Regions from separate parts of the Homo sapiens genome. Here region 2 is linked to region 1. A link is a contact called in ENCODE POLR2A ChIA-PET data. All regions are on one chromosome and are shown on one strand. Each heading gives the region's core, a stretch centred on a gene start or an enhancer-like site at or near the end of the contact. The rest is flanking DNA. Distances are from core to core; before and after follow the strand shown.

Region 1 (6,299 bases), core at 1,896-4,395:
TGGACAGCCTGGCCGTCCATCCTGGGCAAGGGGAGATGGCTTGCCCAGGGAGGACGGTGAAGGCTGTTCCCATCCCCACTCCCACTGGTGCTGTTAAAGTACGGTTCGTTGATGGGTAAACTGAGTGCGTGTGAGTGAGAGAGAAGGGGTCATGGTTGGTCTGAGGAAGCAACCAGTTCAACACCTCCAGCTGCTGACTCAGCTGCCTCCTGTCCCCAGCCCTCAACATCTCCTTCCTAAGCCGATGGGAACAAAGACACCGCCAGTTTCCAGTTGTAAAAATCGGAGGAACAATCAAGAACAAAGATCAAGGCTTCACATTTTCCATGACATTGGTGCAGGGGCGGGGGCACCACGCCTACCTGGCACAGTCCCCATTCCCCATGCCCTCTGGGAAGCAGGAAGCTGCCATCTGGGCATGGGCAGTGCTAGCCTCTCCATTAGCATGGTGCCTCCCCTGGGTCGGCCTGGGTGGCTGTCTTGGCCAGGCCAGGCTGTCTCGGCAGAGCCTCCTGAACTCAGGGTCCCTCAAGCCCCAGTTCCTCACAGTTCTGGGAGATCAGCCAGCCTCAGAGGCCAGGAGCTGGGAAGCAGGGAGCCCACCCGGGAGACCCCCAAACCCGCAGCACTATACAGAGGTCAAGGGTCAGAGGGAGAAGGGCAGGGGGACAGCAGACAGAGGACTGGAGAAGGAGATATGGACTTGGGAGTGGGTGGGGTTGTAGAGGTGGTGAAGGAGCAGAGTTCTGGAATCCATTTGCAAGATGTCAAAGGGCCGCTGAGCCTGGGCTGCTTCCCAGGGTATGGCCGACATTGACTAGTCTCCTCGTCCTCACCCCATCCCTCTGGCACCCTACTCTCGCAGCTTCTGGGGGAGCTAGGCACAGAGTGAAGAGTCCACCCAGGTAAACAGATGATGATACATCTGTTTAATGGAGTACTCTTCAGCTGTTGAAAGTGACATAAACCCATTGATACTGGCAGAGAAAATGACCAAGGCTTATTAAGTGGGGAAAAAAGGTGAAAAATGATATATAGATTCTGATACCATTTTGTTAAAAATAAACCTAATACTACTACATTTGGATATGTGTATCTAAATCATGTAAATAACTATATATTTGAATGTACTTGAAAGAAGTATAAAAGGATAAATATGGAATAGTTAAAAGAAATTATATCTAAGATAATTTAGACTTAGACATTTGTATATGAATTTTTATAATAAGCATGTACAATCTTATAATAAAGAAAAAGGTGAGGGCAGAGAAAAGGGTTCAGAACAATCCAAGTCTGTGGATAGATGTGGACATGCCAGGTACACATGCACACACACACATGCACACACACGCACACACACATTCACACCCACATGCACACACACGCACATATGCACACATGTACACACACAAGCACACATGCACACACACGCACACCTCCCACATCCACACACACATGCACACCCACACAGGCGCACACACACACACCCCGAGCACACCTGGCCCACCAAGGAGGGCACACCTGGTGAATCTGGCAAAACTTGGGTAGCACTTGGCTCAGGCACATACCCACAATCCTGGGTTCCCTTGGCATGTATCAGGAAGGGCCCAAGGCTCTCTCCAGTCACTGATCCTATCTCAGGTCAGCTCAGCTCCTCTTGCTTCCCCAGCCTCCAACTCATCTCCCTGGGAGCCTTGCCATTTCTTGCCAGGTACTCAGAAACCAGGATCCTACTGATAAAGCCAGGAGAGTCAACAATTCCTGGTGAGCAGCACCCCTCCTGGCTATGAAGATGCCCTCCCTCTTCTCTAGGGCACTGGGGTGCTATTCGCAATGCTGGGCTGTCCCAGAGTTTCCTGTGGATTCTAGTTTAACCAAGGAACACCCTGGGAAACACCCAGCCAATCCAAAACATGATCCTGGTTCTGCCACTTATTTCTTCTCTAGTGTTGGACTAGTTATTTAACCTTCCTGAGCCTCAGTTTCCTCATCAGTAAAATGGGAATAATAAGGTGATTGTGAAACTCAAAGATGATAATATCTAAGAAACTCTACAGTCTTTGGAAGACAAACGAGGAAATGATGACACAAACATCAGGATCCCAGTTCCCTCAGGGTGGGGCAGGGGTTGTGATCAGGGAAGAACACAGGGCTTCTAGAGTACTAGCAGTATTCTATGTCTTGACCTAGGCAGTGGAAACCTAGGTGTTTGATTTATAATTATTTATTAATCTGTACATATATATTTAATATACATATGTTATGTTTCACAATGAGAAAAGAAAAAGTAAATACTTTGGACATTTTCCTGCTCAGTATAAATGTAAAAGTAGTACTAGGAAGTGCAAATTCCCATCTTCACACCCTCAGAGGAACCTCTGGGACTCTAAATTTCGCCTGGTTTCCCAGGGAATTGAAAGCAGGTAGAGAGTGGTAGGGCTGTGGCTGAGTTTGCTGGATGGCAAGGACCAGCTAATGAGTACAGATTCCAGTTATAAATTCAGACCAATGTCGTTTTCCTTGCTGGGGGGTGCCCAGAAGAGCAGATGACTTTCTGGGAGGCTGTCAGTCCACTCCAAACAGCCCTCCCTCCCGTGGTCTCTCTCCCCCGCAGACTGCTGAGGACAGAGGGCACATCTCCCCACTCTTGAATTCCTGCCCGGGGTGGTTCTGACCCCTGCAAAGCTCCCTAGACCCCAGACAGGCCCCTTTCCACACCTACCCACCGCCCCTACTCTTCAACACAGCCCCTTCCTTGGGCCTGGGCACCCCAACTTGCTGGCCCCAGACAAGGACCCCTGCCTTCCCCAGCCCCCCAAACCCCCAACATCCCCAGCCCTTTCTCCCCTGCTATGGGTTCCCCTAGACTTTGAGGAACACTCTGCCACTGAGCACAGGCATCACCCCCTTTCATCAGCCTGCTGACTTGGCAGTCTCCCAAGGTGAAGGTGGAGGGAGCTCTCAGAAGCCAGGACAGAGGCGGGGCCTCCTGCCCACCCAAGCCCTGGACCCCGGGCATCGGGCAGCCCTCAGGGCTGAGCCCACCCTGCCATCGGAGGCCACAGGAATGTCCATGAGGGCCTGGCCAGGGAGCTGCCCGGTGGTCATCAACGCCCTCCTTCCACATCTGACTCGCTCCCTGTCCCTCTGACTCAGCTTCTGTTTGACTCGGATTTAGTTTCTCTCCCATCCTTGATTTTCTGTGGGTCTCTGTCTTCACAGTCCCCAGACTGCACAAGGGCAGCATGAGCCTTTCCTCCGACTGTGTGTAGGGTGACCCTGGGCCTCTGGGCCTGGCTGTCCACCTGTGCCACGGCCCACTCTGTCCAGGAAGGAGGTCTCCCCACCCCCACCGAGGGAGGTGGCTGAGGTGAAGAAAGAAGCCCGAGGGCCTCGGTGGCAGAGCCGGGCTGAAAGGAAAGAAGAAGCTGATGAAACCAGGGCGCTGGAGGACGGGGCCGTGGAAGGGCGAAAGGGAAGTGTGCTGTTAGGTGAATGGGGTGCATTGGAGGCAGGTGGGAGTGGCCGAGGCGTTACATAACCAGAGCTGAAAAGGAGTTGAGTTCTGGAGAAAAACAAGGTCTTAGGGGAAATAAAGGTGGATTACAGGGATGGGCTCTGATACTAAGAAGTTCTTTTCAGTGTCTAACTTCAATCCCGCCTGCGGCAGAACTAGCTTTCTCCACGTGTAGTTCTTGCATCCTGGAAACTCACGCAGGGCATAATGTGAAAGGAAGCGCGAGAAGTGCTTGTGAGGGGCAGAGAGTCTTTCTCCTTGGCCTGGGAAGCCAGCACAGTGTCCCGTCCCCACCACCAACCACCTGATAGCTCCCCAGTCCTTGGCATGGCCCGGAGACCAAGCTGTTGGCAGTGGCAGCTCCTAGCTGTTTAGACAATCTTCCTTTCACAAGTTTATTTATTATTCTTTTCCCACCTCTCCACCCCTTCCCCACCAGCTGCTTAAAATATTTTTCAAACAGAAAAATCCAACCACAGCTGGAAACCAACCCTAAAGTTAGTCCGGAACGTGGGAGCTGCCAGGGAAAATTGCTGGGGCTCAGGCTGTGGGAGGAAGGGCCTGAGCCGCGGAGACAGGCTCGCTCTGCAGGGGCTTGCAGCAGGGACACAGACGCAGGGAGAAGGCATCGGACCTCATCATCATTCCCCAAACCGTCAGCGAGAACCGGCTATGAACCAGGCCCTGCGCCAGGACAGTGAGGGACACAAATTGCCTTAAGTAAAAGGGGCTGACCCCATTCTCAAGAAGTAACAGGCTTAATAAGGAGGTAAGGCACAGACACAAACACTCCAGTGGCAATCATAGCATGCACTTAAAGGGTGTTTGCCATGTACAAGGTCCTGACCTAAGCACTTTACATGTAGTAATTCATTAAAAACCCTCATCAGCCCTGTAAGAAAGGTACTCTTATTATTCCCATCTTATAGAGGAGGAAACTGAGGCACACAGAAAGTAAGATATTCTTTTTTAAAAAAAAAAAGAAAAAAAGACAAGAGTTGCACTCTGTTGCCCAGGTTGAAGTGCAGTGGCGTAATCATGGCTTATTGCAGCCTCAACCTCCTGGGCTCAGGTGATCCTCCCACCTCAGCCTCCCAAGTAGCTGGGACTACAGGCGCACATCACCACGCCTGGCTAATTTTTACTTATGTTTTAATTTTGTACAGGCAGGGTTTAACCATGTTGTTGAGGCTGGTCTCGAACACTGGGTTCAAGTGATCTGCCCACATCAGCCTCCCAAAGTGCTGGGATTATAGGCGTGAGCCACCGCACCCAGCCAAGAGACTCTCACACCACAGTACAACTAGTAAGCAGCGGAGTCAGGATCTGGGCCCAGGGAGTCTGAATCCATCTTAGCGGCTATGCTATGCCACTTTTGTACAGTCATGCAAGGGGAGAGGCAAATCCCATGAAAGAAGCATAAACAAATTAATATGAGAACTCAAAGAAGGGAGAGATTGTCCCCGGCAGAGGGTCAGAATCAAGGAGTGCTCCCTGGAGGAAGTAACATAGAGCAGCCTCTGGAAGGATAGTGGGGCTTCTGAGCCTATACTCAGGGGCAGGGACGGAAGCTCTACAGCAGAGATCGCTAAAGCAGTAGCAGAGACAGCACCCAAGAGGTCAGCTGCTGTTGTACAGCACCACCCAAAAGCCTGTCCTCATGGCAGCCCAGTGCCTAGAAGGGACACTGGCCAGAGGAAGATGTCCAGGCAGGCCAGGCTCAGCCACAGTGGAACAGCAATTCAGATTCATGCTCCAGCTCTCCAGCACCGTTGGCCTGTATCATCTCCCCGCACCTCCTACCTGCTCCATTCTCTCACTCTCACTGCTAATCCGGGTCCCCTTGCAAATCTGTTCATGGGGAGAGTGAAAGACAAAACTACAACACTTGAAAAACTCTTTATAATACAAATATTTGGTGGCATCTAATTTAGACAAAAATCACCCAGCTGTCTTGTTTGGACAGTTGGGCCCAGTAGAGTGGCCACAGAGCCATGTGGCCTGAAGCCTCAGGAGATAGGCTGGTGGGTGTGTGGGCAGGTCCCGCCTCTCCCTGTCAGGCCTGTACTTGGCTGAGATGCCAGGTCATTTGACATCTCTGGGCCTCAGTTCTCTCAGAAGTGACGATGAAGAAATATGAGCCCTTTCCCGGCTCTAGACCGACAGCTCCAGTCATAGCCTCCAACTGCAAGCATCTACCTGTTCCAAGGTGCATCCCAATCCCTTCCTGTCCCATCAGGCAAGAGCAGGTCAGGCCAAACCCCAGCCCACTGTTTTGGGTAATCCAGCCTTGGGTGGACTCCTTCCCTTTGCTCCTGGCTGCCTCCTGATCCCTTCAGTGGAGGGAAGCAACCTCCAGCCTCTTGTGGATTTGTTTTTTGTTTTGTTTTGTTTTGTTTTGTTTTGTTTTTCAGAGATAGAGTTTTGCTGTGTTGCCCAGGCCAGAAAACGCAGTGGCTATGCATGGGTACGATCATAGTGCACTGCAGCCTCGAACTCCTGGGCTCAAGCCATCCTCCTGCCCCAGCCTGCCAAGTAGCTGGGACGACAGGCGCGCCTGGATCCTCTTGTGGGTTTTAAGAAAGGAAGGAATTACTGGAGTCTGGAGGCCCGGCCCAGGCCTCCCACGCCCCCTGGCGGAAGGAACAGAGCTGTGTCCAGACCTGCACTGGAATCTGTGGCCAACCTTCCCACCACTCTCCTCCCACCCGTCCTGTCTTTTCCTCTGACCTTATTCATTCACTCTTAACTGCACATGCACTGGGTGCCAGGCGCATGCCAC
Region 2 (6,299 bases), core at 1,716-4,215, 8.8 Mb after region 1:
CAGTGGCATGATCATGGCTCACTGCAGCTTCAACCTTCCCAGGCTCAGGTGATCCTCCCACCTCGGCCTCCCGAGTAGCTGGGATTATGGGCATGTGCCACCACACCCGGCTAATTTTTGTATTTTGTGTAGAGACGGGGTTTTGCAATATTGGCCAAGCTGGTCTCGAACTCCTAGGCTCAAGTGATCTTCCCACCTCGGCCTTCCAAAGTGCTGGGATTACAGGTGTGAGCCACCGCCCCCGGCCTCAGAGTTGTGTTTTATAAATAAACTCTGGAGCCCTGTAGAGGGCAAATAGGAGGGTAGAGAGAAACCAGAGGTGGAGCAATCCTAGCAGACTGTTGCCGGAAACCAGGTGAGAAATACTGATGGCCTGAGCTAAGGCAGTAAAGTGGAGATGGAAGGGATGGGATGGACATAATGACTTTAAGGAGGTAGAATTAATATTGATTGGACATGGGGGATGAGGAAGGGGTCTAGGATGATTCCCAGGTTTCAGACTTGGGCAACTGGATGGAAGGGAGTTGCCTGGCATCTATTAAGCACTTATTAAATTTGTTGAATACATATGCAGATAGGAAATAACATGAAAATGAGGAGGACCAGATTGCAGTGAATCATCATCATTTTAGTTTTGAATGTGTTGAGTTTGAGGTACTGTTGTGATTCTCCCTAAGTACGATTTTACTACGGGGTCGTACTGTGACTCGTCACATTTAATATAAGACAAAAAATGAGCAAAAGATTTGAATAGGCATTTCACCAGAGAAGACAAACAAATAGCCAATAAGCACATGAAAGGATGCTCAACATCATTAATCATTAGGGAAATGCAAATCAAAACCACAGTGAGATATCAATCCATACCAACTAGGATGGCTAAAATAAAAAAGATAATATGGCCAGGCACGGTGGCTCATGCCTGTAATCCCAGCACTTTGGGAGGCCGAGGTGAGTGGATCACTTGAGGTCAGGAGTTTGAGACCAGCCTGGTCAACATGGCGAAAACTCGTCTCTACTAAAAATACAAAAATTAGCTGGGTGTGGTGGCATGCACCTGTAATCCCAGCTACTCAGGAGGCTGAGGCAGGAGAATCACTTGAACCCAGGAGGAAGAGGTTGCAGTAAGGTGAGATTGCACCACTGTCCTCCAGCCTGGGTGACAGAGTGAGACTCCCTCTCAAAAAAAAAAAAAAAAAAAAAAAGATAATAAGTGTTGGTGAGCATGTGGAGAATTTGGAACCCTCATATGAAGCTGGTGAGATTGTAAAATGGTGCAGCCTCTTTGGAAAACAGTTTGGGAATTCCTCAAAATGTTAAAAATAGAGTTATCATTTGACCCAGCAATTTCACTCTTAGGGTACATATATCCAAGAGAATTGAAGGCCCATGTCCACACAAAAAATCTGTATGTAAATATTCGTTTCAGCATTATTCATAATAACACAAAAAAGCAGAAACAACCCAAATGTTTATCAGTTGATGGATGCATAAACAAAACGTGGAATAGCCACACAATGGAATATGATTCAGACATTAAAATGAAGTACTGATAAATAGATGAACCTTGAAAACATTATGCTAAACAGAAGAAGCCAGTCACAAAGGTCACATATTGTGTGATTCCATTTATATGAAGTGTCCAGAATAGGCAAATCCACAAACATGGAAAGTAGATTACTGGTTGCCAGGAGTGGGGTGTGGGAGGAAAGAATGGGAGGTGACTGCTAAGGAGTATGGGGTTCTTTTGGGATAATAAAAGTATTCTGAAACTAGATAGTGATGATTGTTGCACAACCTTGTGAATATACTAAAACCCATTGAATCGTACACTTCAAAAGAGTGAATGGTATGATATGTGAATTATGCCTCAATAAAGCTGTTACTTAAAAAAAAAATATATATATATATATATACACACACACACACACACACACACACACACACACACAACCCTAGGTCCAGGGCTCAAGCTATGAAACAGCTGCAGTTCTTTCAGAAAGGTGACTGAGCCAGCCCCAGCTTGCAGCAGCTGATCTCAGGTTGGCAGTCTTAAGAAGTGGGCTTTGCTAAAATCAACCTGCCCTCTGACCCCATTCCAGCAGGGGATTTGCATTGTAATATTCCAGTTTAAATTAGAGGATGGGACCAGGCACGGTGGTACACGCCTGTAATCCTAGAACTTTAGGAAGCTGAGGCAGGCAGATCGTTTGAGCCCAGGAGTTCGAGACCAGTGTGGGCAAGCTGGTGAAACCCCATCTCTACAAAAAACAAACAAACAAACAAACAAACAAAAAAACTCAAAATTAGTTGGGCATGGTGGCGTGCACCTTTAGTCCCAGCTACTCTGGAGGCTGAGGTGGGAGGATCACTTGAGCCTGGGAGGTCGAGGCTGCAGTGAGCCCAGATTGTGCTACTGCACTCCAGCCTGAGTGACAGAGGGAAACCCTGTCTCAGTAATTAAATAGAGGGCTGGGTGCGTCAGCTCATGTGTAATCCCAGCACTTTGGGAAGTCAAGGCAGGTGGATCACTTGAGGCCAGGAGCTCGAGACCAGCCTGGCCAACTTGGTAAAACCCCATCTCTACTAAAAATACAAAAATTTTTACAGGCGCCTGTAACCCCAGCTACTCCAGAGGCTGAGGCAGGAGAATTGCTTGAACCCGGGAGGTGGAGGTTGCAGTGAGCCGAGATCATGCCACTGCACTCCAGCCTGGGTGACAGAGCGAGACTCTGTCTCAAAAAAAAAAAAAAAAAATTAGAGGATGGGGGCTGAGGAGCATACAAGACTCTCTGGTCAGGGCAGCTCTTTTCTTTCTTTCTGTTTTTCATTTTGGTAGTAACAGATCTGATTCTGCAGCTGATCAAGGATGACACTGGTGAGAACCCTATGAGGGAGTGAAGCAGCCTGGACTCTTACCACAAGAGGGAGGTGTTATAAGAGCAATGCAGAGGTTGGAGTGGGCAGCAGTTGGGGCAGGAGGAAGCCGACTGCTGCCTGGTCTGCAAAGAAGTCCTTTCAAGTCTCTAGGACTGGACTCTTCCTAAGCAAGTCCGGTATGTAGGTGGGTAAGGGTGGTTGTGTGTGTGTGTGTGTGTGTGTGTGTGTGTGTGTGTGTGTGTGTAGGGGATATGGGATATGGTCTGTTTGGAGACAGGTTTTGATTATGATTTTTTATCATCTTAAAAGATCCTTCAACTTTGATTCGTGAAAGAAATTTTGTCACGATTGCTTGCTCTGCTTTTTTGATCTTTACTCCCATGAAGTTTGGGAGAGTACTGGTTACAAGTTGGGAGTGATTTCATACTTACAAATAGGGACTCTGGGTATCCTCTGAAAACGGGATTCTCGGCAGTGGGGGAAACAAGCTCTTTAATGGTTAATGCTGATAGCTGTTGGGTAAGTTTGTGAAACTTTGGGTAAGCGGAAAGGGGCCTTCTGTGATTGGGCCAAGATCCCAGAACTCTGAGAGGTTGAGGAGTGAGGATCCCTTGAACTCAGGAGTTTGGGACCAGCCTGGGCAACATGATGAAACCCTGTCTCTACAAAAAATACAAAAAATTAGCTAGGTGTGGTGGTGCACACCTGTGGTCCCAGCCACTTGGGAGGCTGAGGTGGGAGGATCACCTGAGCCCAGGAGGTCGAGGCTACAGTGAGCTGTGATTGCACCACTGCACTCCAGCCTACATGACAGAGTGAGACCGTGTCTCAAAAAAAAAAAAAAAAAAAAAAGAAGAAAGAAAAAAAGAAAAAAAAAAGAAAATCAAAAAGAAAAGAAAAAACAATTATTGACTTGAGGAATACTTAGCCTGTATGCCCAAGTGGGAAGAAAAGAATGTCATGGTGGATCAGTTCAGGGAGCCATGTGCTGTTTACAGACTTGCTCTTAGGATCAGTGACTAAGCTGACTGGAGTTTATAGACAAACCCATGTCTGAAGATTTTAACCAAAGAAGGGAATAAAGGCTACTTCTTACTTTGCCATGTATTATATTGCAGAGAGAGAGGTCCTCGCTTGAGACAGAAGGAAGTTAAGGTGCACGAGCATGGCCCAAAATAGTGATAAAGAGCTGATAGAAATGATTAAGGATGTTGCAATATGTGGAGTTATGCATACTGTAGAAAAGTGGTGGTGTAATGCACCAGATAATGCACATTCCCATGGCACAGTTTCCTTCTATGAAAGCTCAGGGGAAGAGACAGGGCTCAGGGAGAAAGGCAATATGGCAATAATAAGACAACAACTACCCAAAATAATACTAATATCTAACAATTATGTATTGCTTTACATGCATTAACTTATTTAACCCTCTCAATAAATCACTGAGGTTTCTTTTTCCCATTTTGAACACGAGCACACAGGAACAGAGGCCAGTTCACTTACTCAAGGCTGCAGAACAAGTAAATCTCGAAGCCTGATTTTGAACCCAGGCCATCTGGCCTCAGAGTCTATGCTCATGATTCTATTTTTTATTTTTTTCTTTTGAGAGAGAGTCTCACTCTGTCTTCCAGGCTGGAGTGCAGTGGCATGATCTCAGCTCATTGCGGCCTCTGCCTCCCAGGTTCAAGCTATTCTCCTGCCTCAGCCTCCTGAGTAGCTGGGATTCCAGGCGCCCGCCATCACACCTGACTAATTTTTGTATTTTTAGTAGAGACGAGGTTTCGCTATGTTGGCCAGGCTGGTCTTGAACTCCTGGCCTCAAGTGATCTGCCTGCCTCGCATCCCAAAGTTCTGGGATTAAAAGCATGAGCCACCATGCCTGGCCTCATGATTCTATTTAAGAAAATTTTTTTTTAGGCTGGGTGCGGTGGCTCACGCCTGTAATCCCAGCACTTTGGGAGGCTGAGGCAGGCGGATCACGAGGTCAGGAGTTTGAGACCAGCCTGGGCAATATGGTAAAACCTTGTCTTTACTAAAAAATACAAAAATTAGCCGGGCATGGTGTTGCATGCCTGTAGTCCCAGCTACTCAGGAGGCTAAGGCCGGAGGATCGCTGGAACCTGGGAGGCAGAGGTTGCAGTGAGCTGAGATCACGCCACTGCACTCCAGCCTGGCGACAGAGCAAGATTCCGTCTCAAAACAAACAACAACAAAAACAAAAACACACACACAAAAAACCAATCCTTTTTTTTCTTATTATCTATTTATTAATTTTTCCAAACAGGGTGTTGCTCTGTTGCCCAGGATAGAGTGCGGTAGTGCAATCATGGCTCACTGCAACCTCGACCTCCCAGGCTAAAGTGATTCCCACCCCCTCCCCCCACCGTGTCAGCCTCCAGAGTAGCTGGGACTACAGGCACTCCCCACCATGCCTGCCTAGTTTTTGTATTTTTTGTAGAGATGGGATTTTGCCATGTTGCTCAGGCTGGTCTCGAACTCCTCAAGGAATTCGCCTACCTCAGCCTTCTAAAGTATTGGGATTACAAGTGTGAGCCACTGTGCCCAGCCTCATGATTCTATACTATCCACAAAATCAGGGTTGGGGCAGGAAAGCTCATGCAGAGAGGTTCTTGGAAAGAAAGAAAAGGAAAGGTGTCAGGCCTCTGAGCCCAAGCTAAGCCATCACATCCCCTGTGACCTGCATGTATACATCCAGATGGCCTGAAGCAACTGAAGATCCACAAAAGAAGTGAAAATAGCCTCAACTGATGACATTCCACCACTGTGATTTGTTCCTGCCCCACATTAACTGAGTGATTAACTTCGTGAAATTCCTTCTCCTGGCTCAGAAGCTCCCCCACTGAGCACCTTATGACCCCCACCCCTGCCTGCAAGAGAAAAACCCCCTTTAAATGTAATTTTCCGCTACCCACCCAAATCCTATAAAATGACCCCACCCCATCTCCCTTTGCTGACTCTCTTTTCGGACTCAGCCCGCCTGCACCCAGGTGAAATAAACAGCCTTGTTGCTCACACAAAGCCTGTTTGGTGATCTCTTCACTGGGACGCGTGTGACAAAAGGTAGTCGGAATCATCCAGAGTAGTCTTGTTGGTATCTCCATTTATTAGTGCTCTGTACTTGCCATGTTCCAGGTCTTTGCTCTCACTATTCCCTTTGCCTGAAATGCCCTGGTTCCCAATCTCTGCATGTCAAATACCATCTGTCCTCCAAGGCTCAGCAAATCATACTTCCTTCATTTTAAAGCTCTTTGGTTTTGATGGAACATAGGCAGTGTGAGAAAGAGGAGGGGGAGAAAAGGTCAAGATCCAATCATGGAGGGCCTTGTACAACTAAGGTTTTAGATTTAGATTTTCAGTAGGTTGAATGCTATTCAGGGAGTGACATCGGCAGAGCTGCG

What was found. ChIA-PET counts read pairs that join two places held with the same protein, here RNA polymerase II (POLR2A).
Region 2: POLR2A ChIA-PET joins it to region 1 with 21 read pairs in BJ. The contact joins the promoter of HSD17B6 here to the enhancer-like site in region 1. POLR2A ChIA-PET finds 5 or more read pairs at or near these places in 2 of 52 experiments (BJ and naive thymus-derived CD8-positive, alpha-beta T cell).

Annotation. Positions count from the first base shown.
Region 1 is chr12:47,943,491-47,949,789 of GRCh38, forward strand. No RefSeq gene overlaps it. Among named protein-coding and RNA genes, the nearest start is that of TMEM106C, 17 kb to the right of the region's middle. Within about 2 kb of position 3,146, at least 7 of the 41 ENCODE cell types and tissues checked have a DNase peak (open chromatin) inside an H3K27ac peak, as active enhancers do.
Region 2 is chr12:56,760,359-56,766,657 of GRCh38, forward strand. HSD17B6 (hydroxysteroid 17-beta dehydrogenase 6) reads left to right here and starts at 2,966. Exons shown (of 5, transcript NM_003725.4): 1 at 2,966-3,056.